Linked DNA regions of Homo sapiens: region 2 is linked to region 1. A link is an interaction called in ENCODE POLR2A ChIA-PET data of the cell type or tissue named here. Cell type or tissue: Panc1. All regions are shown on one strand.

Region 1 (4,000 bases):
TTCTAAGGGAGAGAAGAGACATAACAAACACATAAACACAGGTGATGAATGCCACAGGGAAAACAAAACAGCGCGATGTGACAAAGTGGGTAAGAAAGCCCACTTCAGGTGGTCAAGGCAGGCCTCCCTGTGAAGGTGACATCAGCTAAAGGACCTGAATGTCCTGGAGCAAGCTACGTGAAGATTTGGGAAGAGTGTCTCAGGCAGAAAGGACTGCAAGTGCAAAAGCTCTGAGGCAGGGCTAAGCTCAGGAAATTTCAGGATTACAAAGACCAGTCTGGCTGGAGCTGGGTGAGAAAGGGGAGCATGTGGTAGGGAAGGAACACAGTCCCTGCCACATGGGGGCTGTTGGGAGGACCGGATGAGGGAATATGTGCGTGATACTTGGCAGGGTTATATGCTTAATATGTGGTAGCTGCTGTTAGTATCTGCAACATCCTTCCTAACGAGCAGTAGCAGCCCCAAGGACTGATGCTGTGACAACTGGTTTCTTACACTTTGCCGAGAAACGGCTAAGACCAACTACTAGTAGTGGTAGTACTGGATGCCTAGGGTTCCAAACCTAGTTCTGCCACTTAACAATTCCACAATCTTGAGCAAGTTACTCTAAGCATCCATTTCTTCATTTGAAAAAATGGAGGTAATAGTACCACATGGGACTTCCTTCACAGAGCTCTTGCAAAGATGAAACACATGTAAAACACTCAGCACAGCGGCCTGGCACGCAGTAAACATCTGATAAATGTTAACTATTATTATTATTCTAATAAAAGCACCAAGGGAGTTACCTGAAGTTGAGTCAAATCTGACTGACTGTCCTGGAGAGGTGTGCCAGCTATCTCTACCCAGGACCAGACGCTCTACTAAGTTCCCAGCTTACTACGGAATGGAGGCATCCAAGCTGGGAGGGAAGTGAAATAAGTAAGCCCCTGCCTGGGACTAAACACTTAGGTGGAGCTCTGGATGAGCCACTCTATCACCCACAGTCCTTTAATCTTTGAGCTTCAGTTTTTTTTTTCCTGAAGTATAACATGGAGATAATACATCTTGCTTCTCAGGCAGAGTTCAAGTGAAGATTTAAAATGCAATGGGGGTGCAGATCTTTACCCTGTCAGCCACTAAATGCTGGTGACTATTAAAGCTGTCGCTGTGGTTGGGAGGTGCCCTTGGATTAGTGGTGGCATCAGTGCATTTGAGCTAACACCAAAACCTAACAGTTTTGGTACATAAACTGAAATGAAGACAGAAGAACTGACTATGCTGTCCCCTAGGGGACATAGCACCCCCTCTGCCCAGTGTTCCCTGCAAGGAGAGCTCAAAGTTCTCACAGTTTAATGTCAGAGAGGGGTGGAATGTGAAGGAAGAGGGGTTCCCTTCCCTTCAGGCACCTGTACAGCTGAGCTTAGATTCCATGGTCCCAAAATCTGCTCAGGTTAAGCCTACTGTGGGCAGCAGATTCCTTTAGAGACCATGAACCTGTTTACTTACACTCCTTGAGAGTGGCTCAGAAGGAAAGATGCTGGGTATTCCTGTTCCAAGTAGGGAAACGATTTCTAGCTTCCTCCCTCTCTGCCCCCCCAGCCGTCCTGGACTTGTCCATACCTGAGATCCCCACCTCTGCCACCAAGAGATCATCGCTGGAAGCCGAGTTTTCAGCAAGACGCTTGAACTCATCCTGCTTCTCACCGTAGGGGTACTGGGTGTCGAACTTCACCAAGACGAACTTGCTTTTGGGAATGACCTGAGGGCGTATAGAGCTGAGCAAGTGGGTGTTCCAGGGACTTTTGGGGCTAATTCCCCTTCCCAAGGGGCCCCTGTTTAAGAAATAGAGTGGAAACAAGCCCACAAGGGAGGCAAGCTCTCACAAACTAATATTTATTCATTCACCCACTGACTCATTTAACAATTTAGTGAGTGCCAGCAACATGCAGGGCACCCCATTAGTACCTGTTCACACTAATCAAAGATATACACAACCCTGTCCAGAATAAACAAGGCTGCAGACATACTAAGGCCTTCTCCTTCAGGGTTCCTTTCAGTTAGGTGAAGGAGACCCTCTGCATACTACATCAGCCCCTGTCATGCTCATCATCCCAGGAGGCCTTTCGCAGTAAACCCTGAACAAGAAATCTGACAAAAATAAACAAACCTACCTACAAAGGAGTTGGCATCATGGAGGACGCTTTGGCTAGATAGGCCAGAGTTTGAACCCAGCAATTTCAGGGCAGATAAGCTAGTGAGAGGCCAGGCTTGGGACAATGTCTTCTCCCTAGACTACACTTCCCTCTGGCTAGATCTCTGGGTTTTAAACTGTCAGGGCCAAGACTTTTAATTGCAGTAAAATTCACATAATATTTGCCATTGTAACCATTTAAAAGTGTACATTCTGCATGATTCAGTGCATTAAGAATGTGCAACCATAGAGGTTACTATCTAGTGCCAGAACATTTTCATCATCCCAAAAGGAAACCCTATACTCATTACGCAGTCACTCCCCAGTCTTCCTCCTCCCAGCCCCAGCAACCACTCATCTATTTTCTGTCTCTATAGATTTGTCTATTCTGATGGAAATGTACAATATGTGCCCTTTTGTGTCTGGCTTTTTTCACTTAGCATGTTTTCAAGGTTTGTCCATGTTGTACCATGTATTGGCACACTGTTACTTTTTATGGCCAAATAAATATTACACTGTACGATAGACCACATTTTTGTTTATTCACTCATCAGCTGAATGTTTGGGTTGTTTCCACCTTTTGGCTACTGTCAATAGTGCTGCTATGAACATTCACATAACACATTTTGTTTGAACACCTGTATTCCACTCTTTTGGGTATATATACAAGTGGAACTGTGGTGGTCATATGCTAAGTCTACATTTAACTTACTGAAGAAGCCAAGGACTTCTTTTGATGGTTTCTCCCAATGCACAAGTTTTATCTAACAAGCCACCTTAGGGTAACACTGCCTTCCTCACTTCCATCAACTTTTTGTTTTCCTAATCCAAGTGATCCCTATCAAGTTTTTTCATCACAGGCAATCACTGTAAATAATCATGTCAAGGCTGAGCATGGTGGCTCACACCTGTAATCTCAACACTTTGCGGGGCTGAAGTGGGAGGATCACGTGAGGCTAGAAGTTCAAGACCAGCCTGGGCAACATAGCTGGCTTAAAAAAAAAAAATTAGCCAGTCATGGTGGCACACACCTGTATTCCCAGCTAAACTACTCAGGAGGCTGAGGTGGAAAATCACTTGTGCCTAGGAGTTAGAGGTTATAGTGAGCTATGATTGCACCACTGCAATCCAACCTGTGTAACAGAGTGAGACCCCATCTCTCTCTCTCTCTCTAAAAAGAAAAAAAAAATTATGTCAAGCTGACATAATTCTGGCTGAAGGCAAAGATACAATGTTCTGGACTGGGCACAGTGGTTCATGCCTGTAATCCCAGCACTCTGGGAGGCTGAGATGGGTGGATCACCTGAGGTCAGGAGTTGAAGACCAGCCTGGCCAACGTGGTGAAACCCTATCTCTACTAAAAATACAAAAATTAGCTGGGCGTTGTGGTGGGCGCCTGTAATCCCATCTACTCGGGAGGCTGAGGCAGGAGAATTGCTTGAACCTGGGAGGCGGAGGTTGCGGTGAGCCGAGATCGCGCCACTGCACTCCAGCCTGGGCGAAAAGAATGAAACTCCACCTCAAAAAAAAAAAAAAAAAAGAAAAAAAAAGATACAATGTTCTTGTTAGTCTTTGTCCTTTACAGTGTACTGATGTCCTCTTGGTTTTTAAAAATATTTAACACTGTTTAGGGACACAAAGGAGGGAGGAGAAGACACCAGAACAAGTCATCTTTAAATGCCAAAAAGCCTGAGCTCTGGGGGCCTAAAAGCAGGAAAGACTTAAAATACAAATAAGATCACATCCCTCTGGCCCAACTGGCCTTATTTCACTTCAGCACATGAAACTTATTCCCACTCAAGAGCTTTTTCATTTGCTCTCTGCTGG
Region 2 (4,000 bases), 530 kb after region 1:
GCCTTTTTTTTAAATCCATTTAGCCACTCTGTATCTTTTGATTGGAGAGTTTAGTCGATTTACATTCAGTGTTGTTACTGATTAGTGAGGACTTAACTACTACCATTTTGTTACTTATTATCTGGTTGTTTTGTAGTCCTACTCCCTCCCTTCCCCCTTCTTTTTTACTTCCTCTTCGCTCCTTTTTTCCCTCCCTCCCTTCCTTGTTTTGAAAGTGATTTTCTCTGGTGGTATGTTTTAATTTCCTGCTTTATATTTTTTGTGTATCTGTTGTAGGTGTTTTTGATTTAAGATCACCATGACAGCTGGGTGCAGTGGTTCACACCTGTAATCCCAGCACTTTGGGAGGCCGAGGTGGGTGGATCAAGAGGTCAGGAGATTGAGACCAGCCTGGCTAACATGGTGAAACCCCATCTCTACTAAAAATACAAAACTTAGCCAGGCGTGGAGGCACGTGCCTGTAATCTCAGATACTCAGGAGGCTGAGGCAGGAGAATTGCTTGAACCCAGGAGGCAGAGGTTGCAGTGAGTCAATATTGTGCCACTGCACCCCAGCCTGGGCGACAGAGTGAGACTCCGTCTCAAAAAAAAAAAAAAAAAAGAGATCACATAAGGGTTGCAAATAACATTTTATAACCCATTATTTTAAACCAATGACAACTTGAAACTTTGATTGCAAAAACAAGCAAGCAAAGAGAAAACTAATAAAAACTCTACACTTCATCTGCCCGCTTTTTAACTTTTGTTGTTTTTATTTATATCTTTATTATACTATGTCTTAAAAAACTGTAGTTATAAGCCAGGCGCAGTGGTTCACGTGTGTAATCCCAGCACTTTGGGAGGCTGAGGTGGGCGGATCACCTAAGGTCAGGAGTTCGAGACCAGCCTAGCCAATATGGCAAAACCCCCTCTCTACTAAAAATAGAAAAATTAGCCGGACATGGTGGCGGGTGCCTGTAATCCCAGCTACTCGGAGGCTGAGGCAGGAGAATCACTTGAACCCAGGAGGCCCAGGTTGCAGTGAGCCGAGAGTGCGCCACTGCACTCCAGTCTGGGCAACAGAGTAAGACTGTCTCAAAAAACAATACAAAACAAAACAAAACCCTGGCCTAGTGGCTCACGCCTAATCCCAGCACTTTGGAAGGCAAAGGTGGGGCGAATCACAAGGTTAGGAGTTCGAGACCAGCCTGACCAACGTGGTGAAACTCTGTCTCTACTAAAAATACAAAAATTAGCCAGGCGTGGTGGCACGCACCTGTAATCCTAGCTACTCAGGAGGCTGAGGCAGGAGAATCGCTTGAACCTGGGAGGCGGAGGTTGCAGTTAGCCGAGATCGCGCCACTGCCGTCCAGCCTGGGCAGCAGAGCAAGACTCTGTCTCACAAAAAAAAAAAAAATTGTAGTTCTTATTTTTGAAAGGTTCATTTTTTATTCTTCCTGCTCAAAATATGAGTAGTAGTTTATACACCACAATTACAGTGTTACAATATTCTGTATTTTTCTGTGTACTTGTTACCAGTGAGTTTTTGCACCTTCAGGTGATTTATTATTGTTTGTTAACATCCTTTTCTTGCAGATTGAAGAACTTTTTTTTTTTTTTTTTTTTTTTGAGACAGAGTCATGCTCTGTTACCAGCCTGGAGTGCAGTGGTGCCATCTTGGCTCACTACAACCTCCAACTCCCAGGTTCAAGCGATTCTTCTGCCTCAGCCTCCCAAGTAGCTGGGATTACAAGCATGTGCCACCACGCCCAGCTACTTTTTGTATTTTTAGTAAAGACGGGGTTTTGCCATATTTGCCAGGCTGGTCTTGAGCTCCTGACCTCAGGGTGATCCGCCCGCCTTGGCATCCTAAAGTGCTAGGATTATAAGCGTGAGTCATCGTGCCCAACTTGGTTGTTTATTTTCAAATAGCCTGAATTCAAGCTCACTAATGTTTTCTGCTGCTTGATACATTTCTGCTATTGAGAGACTGATGCATTTTTCAGTTTGTCAATTGAATTTTTCCACTTTGGGATTTCTGCTTGATTCTTTTTACTAATAATTATTGCAGTCTCTTTTTTAAATTTATAGGATTCTGAATTTGTTCTCTGTATTATCTTGGATTTCGTTGAACTTTCTCAAAGCATTCAGCTTGAATTCTGTCTGAAAGTTCACATATCTCTTATCACTTGGGAATTGGTCACTGGTGTCCTTTATTTTTAGTTCATTTGGTGAGGTCATGTTTTCTCAGATGGCCTTGATGCTTGTGGATGTTCATCAGTGTCTGGGCATTGAAGAGTTGGGTATTCTGTTCTTTGTAGTCTGGTTTTGTTTGTACGCATTCTTTTTTTTTTTTTTCTGTTTTTGAGACAGAGTCTCGCTCTGTCGCCCAGGCTGGAGTGCAGTGGCACAGTCTTTGCTCACCGCAACCTCCGTCTCCCGGATTCAAGCAATTCTCCTGCCTCAGCCTCCTGAGTAGCTGGGATTACAGGTGCGTGCCACCACGCCTGGCTAATTTTTGTATTTTTAGTAAATATGGTGTTTCACCATGTTGGTCAGGCTGGTCTCGAACTCCTAACCTCGTGATCTGTCCGCCTTGGCCTCTCAGAGTGTTGGGATTACAGGCGTTAGCCACTGCATCCGGCTCCCATTCTTCTTGAGAAGGTTTTTCAAGTATTCAAAGGGAATTAAGTGTTGTCATCTAAGTCTTCGCTCACTGCAGCCATACATGCATTAGAGGGCACCCCAAGACTAGTAATGTTGTGACTCTGTAGAGGTATCACCTTGGTAGTCTTGGGGAAGATCTGGGAGAATTCCCTGTATTACCAGGCAGTCTCTTGTCCTCTTACATTTCTCCAAACAAATGGAGTCTCTCTTTGTGCTGAGCTGCTTGGAGTTTGGGGAAGGGTGACACAAGCACTGCCATGGCCACCGTCACTGGAACTGTACTTGGTCTCACCCAAGGCCTGTGGCAGCTATTTTCTGGCCACCACTGATGTTAATTTAAGGCCCAAGGGTGCTTTAGTCAGTAGGTGAAGAATCCTGCAAGAACTGGGTCTTTACTTTCAGTGCAGCAGGTTCCCTTCTGGCCCAGGGTGTGTCTAGAAATGCTGCCCAGGAGCCAGGGCCTGGGATCGGGAGCTTTAGGAATCTGCTTTATTGTACTGGGGCTGAGCTGGCACCCACTTGCAAGATAAAGTCCTTTTTACTCTTCTCTCACCTCAAGCAGGTGGGTCTCCCCATGGACACCACAGCTGTGAATGTGCGGGGTCATATCTGAAGCTGGCACAATACGACATGGCACCTTGTTTTTTATTCAAGGCACAAGGGCTCTTTAGTCAGCTGGTGGTGAATCCTACTAGGACTAGGTATTTCCCTTCAAGGCAATGGGTTCCCTTCTGGTCCAGAATATGTCTAGAAATGTCATCTGGGAGCTATGGCCTAGAATTGAGGCTTCAGAACTATGCTTGGTGCTTTATTTTACTGTGGCTGAACTAGTATCCACATTGCAAGACAAAGTCCTCCCTACTCTTCCCTCTCCTCCCAGAGCTGTGAGCTGTGGTACCTGGAGTTGGGGGAAGGCTGGCACAAGCACTCCCTTGGCCACCCTAGCTGGTGTCTCAGTGGGTCACATGTACCCCAAGTCCACTGACTATGAGCCCAGCACAGTACCATGACTTGTCCAGGAATTGCAGTCCTTCTGGTCTAGACTGCCTTTCAAGTTTATTTAGGACCCCAGAGGACTTTACCCACGGTGGTGGGGCTTACCAAAATTAAGATTCTTTTGGTTTTTTTTGGCAGAGTTTCGCTCTTATTGCCCAGGCTGGAGTATAGTGACGCAATCTCAGCTCACCACAACCTCCGCCTCCCGGGTTCAAATAATTCTCCTACCTCAGCCTCCTGAGTAGCTGGGATTACCGGCATGCGCTACCACCTCTGGCTAATTTTTTTGTTTTTTAGTAGAGATGAGGTTTCTCCATGTTGGTCAGGCTGGTCTTGAACTCCCGACCTCAGGTTATCC

What was found. ChIA-PET counts read pairs that join two places held together with the same protein. Peaks named below come from ENCODE experiments on the same cell type or tissue, not always from the same donor. Only the 100,000 strongest peaks of a DNase experiment are listed, where the experiment ranks them.
Region 2: POLR2A ChIA-PET joins it to region 1 with 9 read pairs; 1 of 35 experiments calls an interaction of 5 or more read pairs at or near these places.

What each region holds. Positions count from the first base shown.
Region 1 is chr12:112,017,497-112,021,496 of GRCh38, reverse strand. It overlaps ERP29 (endoplasmic reticulum protein 29), which reads right to left. Exons shown (of 3, transcript NM_006817.4): 2 at 1,603-1,741. It overlaps LOC124903021 (a long non-coding RNA gene), which reads left to right. Exons shown (of 2, transcript XR_007063464.1): 1 at 1-921; 2 at 1,582-2,698. Among named protein-coding and RNA genes, the nearest start is that of ERP29, 6.1 kb to the right of the region's middle. In Panc1, a CTCF peak has its summit at 1,107; a DNase peak (open chromatin) is centred at 2,448.
Region 2 is chr12:111,491,027-111,495,026 of GRCh38, reverse strand. All of the region lies in intron 14 of ATXN2 (ataxin 2), which reads left to right. Among named protein-coding and RNA genes, the nearest start is that of SH2B3, 87 kb to the right of the region's middle. In Panc1, no CTCF peak of the experiment used is centred here; a DNase peak (open chromatin) is centred at 1,862.